Linked DNA regions of Mus musculus: region 1 is linked to region 2. A link is a loop called in an ENCODE intact Hi-C map of the cell type or tissue named here. Cell type or tissue: left cerebral cortex. All regions are shown on one strand.

Region 1 (8,000 bases), 53 kb after region 2:
TGCTGTTTGATTGTGGGGACTAATTGACAGCCAGGGCTAGCGACTGTTGTAGCACATTACATCTGTAGAATTCCAATGCTTGGCTGGAGCACAGAGTCAAGTCAGAGGCTGAGGACCGGGCTTGTGTTCTCTGAGTCCTTTCTCAAAGGCTCTTTTAAGAAGTCTGATAATCAGAAGGGCGATGTGTTTTCTAATTAAAAGCGGTTCCCTTTCTGCCCCCCACCCCCCACCCCCAGCTTTGTTTTGGCTTCCTTCCCTGAGTCAAGGGACCTCCTGGGAGGCTGGCTAAGAAGAGACTCACAGGCTCTCAGAACCTATGGCAATCTCTGAGGACAATGTGACCTGGCTGCCTGCCTCCAGCAAGGTTATCTCTATGCTTCCCTTGCTGGAAGCCCAGAGAGGTTAGGTGTGGCACACAAGGTCACACAGCTGGAGGAAGATGTTGCTGTACTCTGTGGTAGGCTGGAGCAAACAGCCAGTCACTGGGGACAAATAAACCTTGGGAATGATGGGAAGTATTTTCCCAGCATCCTCCAGTTTTCCCTGTGGGGCTGTTGAATTAGCCCTGTCTCTCTCAAGAACCAGACCCTTGTATGGGCAGCTAACAGTTGGGAGCTTGTAGCCTTAACCCACTCAGGACAGCCCTCTCTGCGGTCTGTACTCTGCTCTGCTCCTGTCTTCTGTTTCTCAGCAGCCATAGCAGTGACTCATTGAACCTCTCTTGCTTTGGGGCCTGATGCATCTCCATATCAGACAGTGCCACAGGCTGCTGTGTAGGGCACACAGGGTAGGGCATCCTCAGGTGAACTCCTGGAGGCCGTCTTCTCCCTGTAGGAATTAGAGTTTGGGGCTCCTGTGCACAGTCACAGAGAGGAGCCAGTGAACGGAGTCCAGAGGCCCTATGCACAGTCCTGGAGGGACCAGCCGGAGCCTTCAGCCTCAGCTGCTGCACAGTGTCATATGTGCCCTGCCCCCACATATTCCTTCTGCCACAACCCCCAGGATAAGGTCGGAGCCACTCTACATTGACCCCTTCTTGAGTTGTCAGGACAATTTTAGGACGTGAGATGATGACAGTATGCATTGTGTCGCACCGCCACCATGGTTCAGAAGAGAGTCTACTTACTTACTCTGAAATCCATACAGTCATTTATATCTCACAACAACCTAAAGAGTCAACACCATCACTACCTGTTTTACAGGTAGGGAAGCAGAGGAGAAGCCTCAGAGAGGAATTAACCACTCATTCACATAACTCAAGGAGCCAACTTGCTGGTCCACATTGGTTCTTTTTAAAGGAACCAGTCATTGTGGTAGCTTTATAGTGGATCACACAGTAGGTATTCACAAACACACTAAGGGTGTTAGACTGAATCCAAGACTGTGCCCCATGCCCACCACACCCCACACCCCTGGGAGGGTTCCACTCCCAGAGCTGCCAGGAGAAAGAAGTGCCAGGTTTCACCCAGCTGAACTGTAGCAGCTACAAGGTACAAGATCTTCAGGTCAAGACCTCCGGGCTCTAATTCCAGCTCCAACCTGGGAGTAATTCCACATCACTTTCTCCCCTAGACCTCAGTACTTCCATCTGGAAAATGGGGAGTTCATGAAGTGACCTCTAACATTTACAATCCCCACCATCTCATTCCTTACTCTCTCCTTCTCCGCACCCGCCTGATTGCAGAGTCCTGAGGGAACTTCCGGGTGAGTGGGGCCTAAGCACAAGTTTGGATTTCCACAGCAATTTAGAGCAAGTCCCTGGATTTCTGGGAAACGGATGAGTCTCAGAGCAGGGACCAAAGCCAGGGAGGAGGGGAGGAGTCTTTGGCTCTCTAGTTCTCACCGACTGTCCACCTTGGAGGCTATGGGCTATGCCAGGGCCACACCCTCATCAGAGTTGGAACTTGAGCTACATGCCTTCTCCCTCCAGCATGGGAAGCCTGCCAGGCCCAAGAATCCGTGCTGCGGCAGAACGAGATTTGGCATACAATCTGACTTTTATTTTAGAGGCTGTTTCTAGGAAAATTTCAAGGACCTCCGAGACCTGATAATCTGGATGTGGGCACCGTTCCCCACCCCACCCCCACCCCAGGCAGTCTTTGTACAGGGATGGGGGCTGAAAGTCAACATTGATTTAGTGCTTGCTGTATTATATGCCTGGCCCAGGAACTCCTTTAGTCTTTATCCACAGCCCTACCCTGTCAGCAGCAGTACTTTTGTTGTTGTTGTTACAGTCTAAAAAGATGAGCTCACACAGCAAGACACTAATGATACAAGGAAGTAGTGATCAGATATCCAAAGCCCAGGGCCCATCTAGGACCATGCTTTACAGTTATTTTTTTGATCTTCGGTTTGAATCCCAATTCCTTAACCTGCTTGCTGTGTGACCTTGGATGAGTTTCTTGCCTTCTCTGTGCCTCTCCCTTCCTTCCTTTGGACCAAGAAGTCAATGTCCTCTGCAGAGCTGTGATGAGAAATTATCAATAACACAGGTGCTACATGGGGCCCGTCGGGACAGGAACACTCTGGGAGTTACTGTTTGTGACAGAGAGACCTATCAGACTGCTGACTGGGCACTTAGCTGTAAAATTCAATTACTCCGAAATTCTTAGTAACTAAGACAGAGCCTAAAATAATATCTCCACGGATGTTTTCAAAGATGTGCGATGAGGGTACCCATCAATGCACACACATCCCACCCCGGGGGGGGGGGGGGAAGCTGAAACCCCTTAGCTATCCAGCTGTCTTCTTTCTTACCAGGGAAGAAAAGGCACCTTCAAGAAACAGAGACCCAGGGAGTCTGGTATGCATGCAGGGCCAAAGCACTCAGAGGCAGACCTTGGGCGGAACAGTCTCCTCCCATCCACCCAGCTCCTCAGTGAGGGTACCTCATGACCTGTTGCAGGTACCTAGTCAGAGAGGTGCTTCTATGCCTGTAGATGAAGGGTGGGGGTGGCAGCTAGGTTCCACCTAAGGCCCCCAAAGCCTGTGATTGACCCCCCAGCTGCACAGCCGATGACTGAACATGCCCAGAGCACCACCTTAGCCATGGGAAGGCTGGACACCACGATTCTCCCCCAATCACTGGGCAGTTGAGGCATGAGGGGGCTACCCAGCTTGCCCAAGCTTGAGGCATGTGGAGTGCTGAAGCCAGATCAAGTGATTGAGGTTGGGGGTCAATACTTGTCTCCCTCAATCTCCCCGGTATGAGCATTTCCTGCTGTGTAGAGACGGGGACATTTTTAGACTGGGTGGAAATCTTGGGCCTGAAAAGTTCTGCTGTGGGGGATTTGGCAAGACCTGCCTAGAACCAGGCCTGGATGACCCAGCTTCTCAAAGCAGACTCTGGAAGGCATTGTGTGGGTAGACCGGCATCAGGAGAGGGAGTGGGATCCGGGGGCTACGCGGCGCACAGTCATCACCAGCCCTGCAGATTGATCCATATTGTTGTCTCTGTGGGGTCCACCATCCCTGCCTGCGTAGCCTCCTCCAGCACTCCAAGGCCCCCACTTCTCTTCCCGGTGAAGAGTGTAAAGATAGCAAATAAAATCATCAAACTTGTCCTTTTCCTTTTTCAAAGATGTCCCTGCTCTGCAGTTGCCATGGTGACACCTGCCAGAATTTCTGAATTCAGAACTCAAAGCCCTCCAGTGGCCTCAGCTGCCTGCCCCCACTTCCTTCCCCTGCCCACCTTCCACCTTGCTCAGGCTCCACCCACCCCCGGCTGTGCCCATCCAACTCTACCCCTGTGAGGCCTCACTGGAACTTCCGTCCCTACCCAGGCCCCACCCACCACTCGCCACTCCCCTTGCAGGCCCCACCCAGCACAGCTCCATTTGCTGGCCCATTCCTGTCAATCAAAACTCCGCACCTTCCCATGCCAAGTCCCTGCCAGTTCCACCCCTTCCCAGGCCTCATCCAGCCCAGCCCCAACCTGCATAGCTCCACCCGTGACCGCCCCACTTTCTGCTCCAGCCCTTTCTCCTGCTCCTCAAGGCCGGTCAGGTGCCTGAAAGGAAGGGCTCAGACAGGGTAAAGTAGACTACAGAAGAGGCCAGGATCCAGGCAGATAAGTGACAGTAATGAGCTCCCGTGTGGCACAGTCCTGCCAGGGACACAGAGACATGACTAAGCTGCCAAAGGACTGCCTGCTCTGCCCGCCACCTCCCTGTCCCCACCACAGCTGCTGTCCCGGATGTTTCCCTGATCTTTTTTCTGACCTTTGGAATTCTGTCTGTGTCTTCTCCCATGGAGGCACAGAGGGGCACCAGAGTAGCTGAGAGAAGATGGTGTTTCTGAGCCTGACTCTGGGCACACCGCTTCAGTCCCCAGAATGGAACTTCCTCACTGGCCTGTAAACTCCAGACACTCAGTGCACGCCACCTGCCACTTTTCCTGCTTCCAAATGACCCTTCATCCCCTGGAAAGCTTGCCTTCCTCCAGGGCCAGAAGGCCATGGTCAGGTACCCCATTGTCTCCCCCACTTTTTTCTCAGAACTTGAACCCTAGAGCCGCTGGCAAAGCTGGCATCTTGTCTACCTCCACTCACCCTAAACCCACTCACCCTTCCTGGGGTCACAGGGCTTCTCAGGGAGGTTTGTTCTCCAAGGGTTCACCTTGACCTTTGGTGGAGTCTCTTTCTAATGAGGACTCTGAGCTCTATTGGTGATGAGGGCCATTTAACAAGCACTTATGTGTGCCAGCTCTCTAGGGGATGCTGGGTCAGCTCCTCTGAGCATCCAGTAGCCCCCAGGAACTACACAGAGTGCATAGTCTTCAGCCCTACGGTGTGTTGGGTAGAGTCACCATCCGGTAGCGGAAATGAGGATAGCAACATGGTCTGGGGATGGATAAGGACTCCTGGATGCCCAGAGCTAGAAACGGGATCCCCTCCCTTGAATCCCAAACACACCCTGGAGCACCTGAATCCCACACTGCAGCTTTGAGGCCAAGTTGAAGATCACCCGCAGAATCATTCCCTCCCAACCTTGAGAGCATGCCTGGCTCAGAGAGAAGGACTGCCTCCATCTATGCTTTTGTTTTGTGGTGAGAGGAGATTTTTGTTTCTCTAGACGTATAGCCCTGGATGTCCTGCCTCAGATCTGCCTGCCTCTGCCTCTTGAGTGCTGGGATTAAAGGTGCAGCATCTGTCCATTCCTGATACCAAGGGCATGGACTTCTTCAAGAGGCAACAGGGGGGAGCCGGATATCCCCCCCAGGTTTCTTGTCTACCTCTACCTGATCTGGAGGGCAGGGGCTGGCTGTCCTATATGTCTCAGGTTAGTACATCACGGATATCCCTTCCTCTCCCCTTGGAGCTCGTTCACATGGATGCGTGTGCTCGCACACACGCACACACATGCGCGCACACACACACACACATGCACACACACACACACACACGCACACACACACACACACACACACACAGAGAGAGAGAGAGAGAGAGAGAGAGAGTTTCATGTGAGGATGGAGAGCTTCCTGGGGCAGGTGGTAGCCCTGACAGGAGCAGAGGGTGATAAGACATGAGACAAAAGTCTACTGAAGCTTCCCTCTTCCAAGGAGACCCCTGCCCTTCCTAGAGAGCTGCAGTTCTCCGGCGCCACTCCCTAACTCTCCTGCTCTTCTCTGCTGCAGCCTGCTGAAGCTGCAGTTCCACTCACTGGCCTTGTCCCCACCAAGTCCTCAACAAGCTCTCCCTGAAGCCGCTCCTTGTGCAGACCACACCCAGAGTGTTTCAAAGGACACACAAATCACCTACGAAGCCGCTCCCCCTGAAGGCCTGAGCGGTGGCCCATCCAAGCTGTCCAGACAAGTATGAGCCTCAGGTGTTCAAGACACTCTCCTAAGGGCAGACTTGGAAGGGCTCTATCTTAGACTCCAGTCCTGACCTGTGGCTGTCTGGACTCACTCCCTAGGGATCCAGACAGAGTTCTTATGAGCTTTGAGGTATAAAATGCAGCATCAGGTCTCCATCCCAAGAGAACTCTTTTTTTTTTCTTCTTTTTCTGTTTACGAGGTATGCCCAGGTAAGAGTCAGTGGAGTCGGCCCCTCCCCGCACACTCAGGCTGCAATCTGACTGGATAGAAGTTGCTGCCATTCAGGAGCCAGGAGACAAGTCAAGTGAAACACAATAAGAACCACACTGAAGCTCTGGCTACTGTAAAAAAACCCCAGAAGAGGACCTGAGGGTCCTAGGAGACCACTCATGAACAAGACCCATGGACGTGAGAACTCTGCATCCACTTTCCTCAGACTCCAACCAACACTCACTCTGTCTATGTAAGGAGGAGCTCTCAGGTAAGTCGCAGGGTGCAAAAATGTGTCAACTGTCAGGCCAAGAAGGCCTGGGTGCACTCACACAGAATGCTGTCACAGAGTCACTCCTGGACATCACAGGGTCACAGAGCCCCTTCCCTCCCACCGTGCACAGTTCTGACTTTGATTAAAATCTCAAGATGAATTGTTCCCTGTGACAGAGTGGCCCAGCCTGGAAGTCATAACCCCTTCAGCCGTTCAACATGTTTATGGTGGCGAGAGGACACTTAATGTGGCCGTTAAAATGCTGAGCTGAGCCATCAGTTCGCTGTGGATATACGCAATATGTTTGCTATCTGCAGCTGGCCCCGCTCCCCTGGAAGGAGATGAATCAGTGGCCGATGCTGCCAGCCACGAGAAAAAGTCCTGTGCCGTGACAATAGGCTCCACACAGAAGAGAAGCCTCTGTCCCAAGACCTCCACATATTGGGCTAGGGCAGGCTGCTGGCCTGAGCTGGGAGAACTTGTGGTGTGAGGCATACCTGGGAGCTGGACTTCCAGCCCCTGAGAGGACTTGGGGTGAAACCAGGGAGCGCTGCTGCAGGCATACTTGCCTATCACAGGCCACTAGGCCAGGCTTTCAGTGTAAGCGGTCCCAGGACAGCCTGAGACATGGTTTGATAGCGCACACCTTTTATTTGGAAGATGACCCCTGTAAACACTGAGAAGGGATCAGAAGCTAGATTGGAAAGAAAAGGTGTGAAATGAATGTCTATTGCCACAGCCGTGGGCAGCCAGAGGCCTCTGGGGGCTTCCAGGAGACTCAAGGTGTAGTATAAGAAACAGCCACATTCACCCATCTGTCCCTCCTGCATGGAAAGAGGGACCAGCATGGATGTGCTAGTTGGCCACCTTTGGAGGGCTGCTTAGGGACAGGAACAAAAGCAGAATCACTGTTATACTGATGCAGGTGGATTGTGTTCACTTCCTAGGGGCCGGACAGAGCCTAGGGACCAACGAGCATCAACCCCCTGACTTCGCACGAACTCATGTGTCCAAGGTCTGGTGGAATCCCTAAGCACGGAGGAACTCAGCAGGTGACAAGGTCCTGTGGCAGGTCCCTGCAGGCTTCAGGGTACCTCTAGGGCCAGAGAGGATGGTGCACTGGGACTTTCTAGAGTGGAGGTGGGCAGAGGACCAGATGAATTTCTGGATTCATCTCTTGGTGCAGACTAACCCCCAGCCATGACCTGTGGTTACACAGGGCTCATTGCAGGTTTGTTCTGGAGGGAGCTGTGCAGAGACAAGTCACGGGGGGTGAGGGAATGGAAAGTTAATCTAAAGGGGAAGCGCAATGGAGTCCCTCAGGGAATTTTCAAGTGAGCAGAAAAGTGAGGGGTGAGGCCTGGTGGGGACAAAGTAATGGGATATATTTAATACTGTGTCTTGTGCTGGGAAAGTGAATGAGTAGATAAAATGCTTACAGAAGCAACATGAGAATCCAAGTTCAAGACCCAAGCATCCGCATACACTGCCTACCATTCCATCACTGGGGAAGCAGAGGCAGGTAGATTCCCAGAACTCACTACACAGGCACTTGCCCTCTGGCCTCTGCAGGCACATGCACATGTGCACACACACATCAAAACCAAGTAAAAATAAAAGCAGAGCCATGCCTCAAACACTCCAGGACGTTCACGGTCCAAGCTATGAGGGGTTTTGAGGAAGAGGAAGAAGGGAA
Region 2 (8,000 bases):
CTCTGTTCCCACCCACCAAACGTACCACACTCAGACCCAGGCAATTCATTGACTTCTGTGTGAGCTGGGGCAAATCACCTTTCCACTGTGCTTCAGCCACTTCTTATGTTCTAGAATACTGCAAGTATATTGCCAGAATGAGCTGGTTAGCAGGGTATTGCTGCCAGAGGACTATGCCAGTAGGTCCCCAACTACAAATATACACAAGGTTTAACACACAAGCTCCCTGGGCTCTGGGCTCAAATCCTCTACAACTCACTGGCTGTGTGTTTGTTACTTCATTTCTCAGACCTTTGGTCTTCCTGTTTGTAAAATAGCTTACAACCTTGCTTAAACTTATATGAAGATTATATATGATGTGTGAGTATGTGTACACTGGCCCATGTGTGTGTGTGGGGGGGGTGGCACATGTGTGTGCACATGTACATGTTCATTGGCCATAGCAATCACTAGGCAAGAGAAAGCAACTGAGGCTGTTGTCAACCATGAGTCTATACTAAGGAGTGAGCATTTGGAACCATGCCCTTAAGGGAAGCTGTCCAGGGTGGCTAGGCCCAGAACTTGCCTACCTGTCTACTTTACCCTGTCCTTTGCTACCTCTGCTCCTTTGTGACCTCTCAGTAGATGCCCTACTCACAGGCAGGTTGACCAGATGTACAAAAAGTAGTATCTCCATACTGTGGAGACATAGAGGTTCCTGGGGCTCACTGGCCAGTCAGTCTAAACAATTGGAGAACTCCAGGTTTAATGAGAGACTGTCTCAAAAATCAAGGTGGAGAACAATAGAGGAAGCAGCCAGTGTCAACCTCTGGGTAGGGCCATGTCTCTGTGAGGTGGATGGAGCTGACGATGTTACCTCCTAGAGTGCTCTACAGCTCAAAGGTTTTCAACACAACTAAAGCCCAGAGCCAGTTTTCTTTGGAGTCCCCAGAGGCCATTACCTTCTTTCCCTCCCCTTCTGCACACAGGATACCCACCACAGGCTGGAAGAAGAGCAGTCACTCCTGGCAGTTGGTGATTTACTGATGTCTTTATCCACAGTCTGATATTTCACGGTTCCCAGGGCTTTGCTGGAGTAAATATGACCTTTTATCCTTCGCTTTGTTTAAGACTCAAGGTCAACAGCCCAGCTGTGATCTACCAGTTACTTTGTCTGCCAGACATCCTTGCATTAGAAGCTCACACCAGAGATTCACAGCTCCACTCTTAGCCCTTCTTGCCTGCCTGGCTGGTGGTGCTAGGGATAGAAAGCTGTGACCATGTGGCTCTAGGGAAAAGATGGCTCTTGGAGGGCTGAGACTAGGTCATTACTCTCTGCTGCTGTCTGCCCCAAGTCTGCCTGTTGTTAGGGTCAAGGCATGGCCTGGTTTTGGGTTTTTTGTTTTTTTTGTTTTTTGTTTTCTTGTATGCTCAGAGGTGGTGATAGCAGCCAGTGTAGCTGTGACTCAAATTGTAAGTTATAAATTAGAACGCCTGAGAACTCGGCCACCATTTCTGTCTGCAAGGAGAAGACCTGCATCTACCTGACTCAGATGGACTCTTCCAGTCCCTCTAAGCCACATCCTGCCCTCAATTCAAAGCTTTGTTCCTCAGATATCATTAGCACTGCCTGAAAAACTTCTTGCACTTGTGTAAGTGCGACTCCTCTGAAGTGCCCGCCCACTTTCTACTTGTCTGTGGGTGGATGACAGGAGAGTCAGCTGGGCTCATACATTCTCTGTTTTCTCACAGCATCTCCACTGGAGATGTGGATGATAATTCTGGGGGTGTCAGTGAGGAAGAGAATAGGTAACAGGATAATGTGAAAGTGAATGGAGTCACCGGCCTTGACTTAAACATGTCATCTGTAACTATCACCCCCAGATCCACCTCACACCTCAAAGCCTCTCTTGTCCTGGGAGAAGTATGGAGACACTCTTTGTAGAGTATGGCAGACCAGGGCTCAAACTTTCTTTCTTAGGAGGCCAGAGATGAAGAGATGAGCTTAGGTTACATGCCAGGTCCGTTTGTTACATCTGAGAACTTATTCACTCCTGAGCCTTGTGGGGGATGGCCCTTCTCAACACACACACACACACACACACACACACACACACACACACACACACACACACACACCAGATCTCTATAGACGAGACCTGTCCTTAGGCCTGACTCCAAACTTATCTTCGTATAAGGACCACTGCAGCAATGTGGAGAGTGGGAGTGAGGGGTGGGGTGATTGGTAAAAGAGAAGGCTAGTGTGGGTAAGCTTGGACTGTCTTGTTCTTACTCTGTTTTTTTTTTCAAGCGGTGAAATTGGGGGAGGGGGAGGTCCCATTTTAAAGCCAGAAGAACCAAGTCCAAGATAGCTGTGCTGATCAAGGAGCTGGATAGAAACCAAGAATCTTGGCTTTTCCCTTTTCCCCATCCCAAGTTCTCTCAGGCTTTTGGCCATATACCTAGGAAATGCTCTTAGTTTTCTGTAGCTGCTAAGACTTCCACTGTGCCCTTCATAGCTTCCTCTATTGTCCATTACCCAAAGAAACCACACCAGTCCCTCCTAGTTTTCTGCCCATTATAGGCAAAAAACGAACAAATGAACAACCACCTCAGAATTTTGGGTCCTCTGATCTGTGATAGTTTGGGACGGGGTCCTCTGAGCCTTCTCACATGTAAGGTGAGGAGAGTACAATCTGAGTCTCAGCCACAGCCCACCACCTGGAAGCTTTCCCAGTCCCTGTCCTGGGGGAGAGAGAACCGCTGACTCCCAGCCACACCCACATGGAGTTTTCCAAGCTTTTCCACTCAGACCTTCTTGGCAACAGTCAAAGTCGGGGGAGGAGATGAGCACAGGCTGGGAGCAGCCTTGGCATCAGCTCAGCGAGCACGAGGTGGCATTTTGATGGGTGGTAAAAATATCTCCCAAGTGTTCAGGGCCAGCTGCCACCCCACCAGCATCGTAACTTCTCAGATCCTGTCCCCATGCCGAGAACCTGAAAAGCCCACTCTGTCCACATGTCCTAGGGGATAAAGCACAGGTCACCAAGACCCTGATCTCAGGCCACTCTTATATCTGTAATAGCTACTTCTGTCATGGCCAGATACTAGCACAAAAAGGGGGGGGGGGGCTGTCAGAAGTGCTGTGGCCAACCTAATGGGCTAATTAAACAGTATCATAAATAATGACTATCAGGGATGCTAGGATGTGGCCCAGTGAGTAGAGTGGTTGCTTAGCATCACGAGGCCCTGGGGGTCCATCTCCAGCCCGGCACAAAGCAGGTGTGGTTATACATGCCTGCAATCCCAGCATTTGGGAGGTAGAATCAGGAGAACCAAAATTGGAAGGTCATCCTTAGCTACATTGAGAGTTGGGGGCCAGCCTAAGCTACAAGAGACCCTGTAAAAAGTCTGGAAGGCAGAGTGAGAATAAAAAACAAACAGAGGAGAGAGAGAGAGAGAGAGAGAGAGAGAGAGAGAGAGAGAGAGAGAGAGAGAGAGAGAGAGAGAGAAAGAAAGAGAGAGAGAGAGAGAGAGAGAGAGAGAGGTGAGGCAGAGAAGCTGGGTCAGCAATGCAGTTGCAGGCTGAGCTATACACTGAGAAGTCAGAGTGCCTGCCCTGCTCCCTACTAGGAGTCTTTCAGGGGCCACAATAAGGTTCCCCAGCAGAGAAAAACATAACCAGTGCTCTGTCAGACGACTTAACATGGCCCTGTCTTGAGACATCTGGTAACTCCCACATCACATCCTAGTGGCTTTTGCATGGGTGTGAGTGCCAAGAGACAAGAGGCTCTCTAGACAGGGCAGGGCTCTCATCCGTCTAGAACTAATCGACCTCACTCATCTTCTCTCTAGGGCCACTTGGCTTCATCACAGCACCCCTCTGCTCTGCTTTCAAATCCTCAGTGGCTCCTCCTCCTATAAGGTAAAACCCAAGCCTTGCTCTGACCACTGAGGACCTTCCTGGTGTAGTCCCACCCCCACCTCCAACTCACTCCCTGCCACTCTGCCCCAGATGCTCCCCCACCCCCAGAGTCCTTGCTGCCTCTCTAACAGGACAACAGGACCAGCACATTCTGACCCAAGAGCATTTGTGCACTGATTCCTCAGCCCGGCTATTTCTATCACTTCAGGTCTTTGACCCCATTCCACTCCTTGGAGATGCCATCTCTGATTGCCCACAATAAACAATAGCCTAAGGCTGTCTCTTTGCTTTTTTTTTTTCCATAGTGCACATTTAAAATACAATTTTAGAGTTGGGCGTGGTAGCACACACCTTTAATCCCGGCACTTGGGAGGCAGATGCAAGCAGATCTCTCAGTTCCAGTACAGCCAGGGCAATACTTAGAAACTCTATCTAGAAAAACCAAAATTTATATTAAATTTAATTAATTAAAATAAATTTTTAAAATTTAAAGACTTATTTTATGTATGTATTTGTATATATGTATACATGTATAGTGTGGGTGTGTGTATCAGAGTGCAGGTGCCATTGGAAGCCAGAAGAAGCAGATCCTTAGCAGTTGATGTCACTGACTAGTGTGATTTGCCCAGTGTGGGTGTCAGAAACCAAATTCAAGTCTTCTGCCAGGGTAGTACATGCTTTTAACCTGAGCCTCTCGCCAGACTCTAAAACATTGTTTTGTGTTTTAAGACAAGCTTTTATGTAGCTCAGGATGATTGGACTCAAGATAAGAGTTTAGGATGACCCTGAATATCAAATCCCCCTGAATGCCTCCACCTCCTGAATACTGGGATCAGAGGCACACACCACCATATCTAGTTTCTTGTGATGCTGAGAATTGAACCCTAGGCTTTTGTGCATGCTAGACAGGTACTCTAATGGGCTACATCCACTGCCCCATATCTTAAATTCTTTCCCTCTTATCTCTTTCCCTCTTAGACCTGAAAGCTTCTTCAAAAACCAAGCCTTTGACTATATTGTTTCAACCAGGAATCTTGTCCAGAAACCCAGTAACTATTTTCTGCCTTGACTTACCTGCAAAGAGGCACCACATCTGCAACTGTAATCAGAATAGACCTCTTCTCCCTTATAGCTGCTTTTATTGGGTTGTTTTTATCATAGCAACTGAAGTAAAGCCAAAGCAACCAGGAAAGAGCAGAGAGCAGAGCCCTGCCCCTCCCCCATCCTCGTATTGGCTGCTCATACTCAGCACAGACGTAAGATAAGTGCCCCCCCACGCTGCTCTGTGTGGGAACTTCCCACAGGCTCTGCAAATCGTCTCTTTGGAGAGTTCAGAGTTCAAGTCTCAGAGTCAAAGATGAGGTGCACATGGTACAATGAGGCTGGACCAGGAGCCCTGGGTTTCTCTCTCTCCATGTAAGGAACTACCCCAGCAATGGATTGCAAATGTTCCATAGATCAATGCCAATGTAGATCCATGAGGCTGTGACCCCAGCAGTGCCTGGGGAGGTCTAAAGGTCTAAAACATCAGATGCCCAGCCTGAGCCAACTAAGTAGGTGGTGGTGGATGTCACAGCAACCAAGGGGTCCTAAGGTACAGTCTGGGTTGGAGGCTCAGCACTACAGATCAACAGGAGGAGACCCAATGCCTGGACATCAATCTTCCCTGACTCCTGCATAGCCCAGCTGTCTCCGAGGAGCCAGGTCCTATGAACACTCCTAGGAAAGGAGTGTTTGGTATCTGGTATTGCTCGGAAGCCTGTGGCCACCGGCACTGTCTTCAGGTTCCTGATGCTCCCCAAGACTCTATTACTTCGATACCACTCAAACATGTATGGATATCACAGGGCTGGTTTACTCTTACTAGGAGGGAAGTGAATGAATTTTGGGAGAGAGAGGGGTCCAGAGCTACCCTCAACTTCAGGGATGTCCCCAGCCAAAAATCTCTTCCAGAGCAAGGGGAATGAAAAGAAGAATTGGTCACCTCTCAACAGCTTGAATCTGAGATGTGTCACCTTTGAGCTAGTAAAAGGGACAGGATAGGAACATGGTGGTTTGATCGGATCTTTGACAATGCACCCTGCGAAGTATCTTCCTATGCACAAGCCTGTTGGGGATTTTGAAAGTCTCCTGTTGTCACGCTTATGTGTCCATTGGAACTTCCAATTGAATGGCAGACATTTCTGACCAGGCAAACATACTTTCTACTTTTATCATTCATCAAATCACTTGTCCCTTTTATAGCTCTCCTGGATTAGGAAAATGAAGACACATGGGTCAGCCTGGCAAATAGACAGCACAAGGCTGTCCAGAAGGGAAAGGATTAGTACTTCCAGCCCTAGTACTTCTTCTTGGCTTTAGTATGTCCAGGTCCTAGTGGTACTCCCTAGTCCTAGTACTGCTTGGCCTAAGTACTTCCTGGTCCTAATAACTCCTGATTCCAGTACTTCTTGGTCCTGATACTTCTTGGTTCTAGTACTTCTTGAACTCAATACTTCCTAGTTCTAGTACTCCTTGGTCTCAATATTCCCCATTTCAGTACTTCTTGGCCCCGATAATTGCTATTTTCTAGTATTTCCGTGTCCCCGTGCTTCTTGGTTCTAGTATTCCCTGACCTCAGTACTGACTGGTCCTAGTACTTCTTGGATGACTATGAAGAATACTCATTCAAACTTATGTAGTTCCTTCTCTGTCCCAGACCGTGAAACTTGCAAGACGTAATCTTGAACCCATTTTACAGATGAACAGAACAAGACTGAAGACAGTGACATGCCTTGCCTTTGGCTGTAGGATTAGTAAATGAATCTGGGTATAAGTCAAAGGCTTCGAGAGTTCTAGCTGCCCCTCCATCTTCTCTATAGTTCGAGCTGTACCCAGCTTTGCAGAAATGTGCCATACAATGTAGTGGAAGTCATTGGTTGGCTCTTCTGGCAAATCCCCCACTTCGCTCCTATCCTTTCCTTTCTGTTCTTCCCTCTACATAGAAAGGACTTTCAGCAGCTTGGCTCCAGCAGACATTTTGTACTGGGGCAAATACTGAGCTGAGGGTAGTAAGGGAGCAAAACAGAAAGGGGCTGGATCCTTGGTGACTAGGCAACCCAGAAAAGCAGAGCCCCAACTCTCTTTTCCTGAACTCTTTTTAAAAGAGGGCATACTGGTGACTCCCCCAACCCCCCTCCTCGTTCTTCCTCTTCCTCTTCTGCTGCTGCTGCTGTGAGGCCTCTGGTAACTTGGTCTCTTGGCTGCCATAACCACCTGGTACACTTTGGATTTCAGAGAGCCACATCCTGCCCATAGTAGCAGGGTGGTAGCCCTGGGTGGCTGTTTCTGAGTAGGACCAGGGTTCGGGTTGGCACCCTTGTTCCCAGCTTATGCCAACATTGCTGGCACTTGAAATTATAAAGAAGTGATACTGATCAGAAAAATCCCCCAAATTCGAGGCTGAAGTGGGTGCCTGGCCCATGTTCCAGCTTTCCAGGACCCTAGGAGGCTTTAGTAAAATGACCCACAGGGTGAGCCCTGGTGTGGGTGGAGCCAGGGCTCATTCTTACCCTTCCTATCCCTCTACTTGTGGGTACATGATTTCAATAGGAAGAGAAGTTATAAAAGGATGCGTCCTCAGAAAGGCTGACTTGATGTGAACCCCCCCCCTCACAGCAGCATTGTCTTGTCTCTCCAACTTCAAATGATGCATATTCCTCTCTTTCTATCTGTGGGTGCTCAGCACCCCTTCAGGAGAAGCCTGCCTGCCTAGGGACATAGGCAAGTCCTGAACACAGGCAGAGGCCCCTGCACCTCACATGCCCTCCTCCCTTCAGGAAACAAATATCCTGATTTGTTCCCCCACTGTCTCCAAACTTTCGGGGTGGTGGAGAGCAGGGAACTGAGATATGACCAGATGGAATGGTGGTGGTGTAGACTCCATCTTTATATCCCTTTCCTAGGGCAAGGTGGCGGGATTGACAGTGCAGCAAATAACAAGCATAAAGATTGGTATTGGTATCTCAGCTTGGCAAGCTCTAGAACCATCTAAGAGGCCAATCTCAGGCTAGTCTGTGAGGAAGTTTCTGGAATGGGATAGGTGAGGAAGCTGCAG

What was found. Hi-C counts contacts between places; a loop is a spot of excess contacts. Peaks named below come from ENCODE experiments on the same cell type or tissue, not always from the same donor. Only the 100,000 strongest peaks of a DNase experiment are listed, where the experiment ranks them.
Region 1: it touches region 2 in a loop (11-fold over the local background); 2 of 42 quality-filtered maps call a loop at or near these places.

What each region holds. Positions count from the first base shown.
Region 1 is chr17:49,025,881-49,033,880 of GRCm38, reverse strand. The region is part of intron 1 of Lrfn2 (leucine rich repeat and fibronectin type III domain containing 2); the gene reads right to left. Among named protein-coding and RNA genes, the nearest start is that of 1700008K24Rik, 84 kb to the left of the region's middle. In left cerebral cortex, no CTCF peak of the experiment used is centred here; DNase peaks (open chromatin) are centred at 242, 2,003, 3,433 and 3,725; H3K27ac peaks cover 2,316 bases.
Region 2 is chr17:49,078,986-49,086,985 of GRCm38, reverse strand. All of the region lies in intron 2 of Lrfn2 (leucine rich repeat and fibronectin type III domain containing 2), which reads right to left. Among named protein-coding and RNA genes, the nearest start is that of 1700008K24Rik, 31 kb to the left of the region's middle. In left cerebral cortex, no CTCF peak of the experiment used is centred here; DNase peaks (open chromatin) are centred at 2,344, 2,824, 3,731, 4,557 and 3 more places; H3K27ac peaks cover 1,180 bases.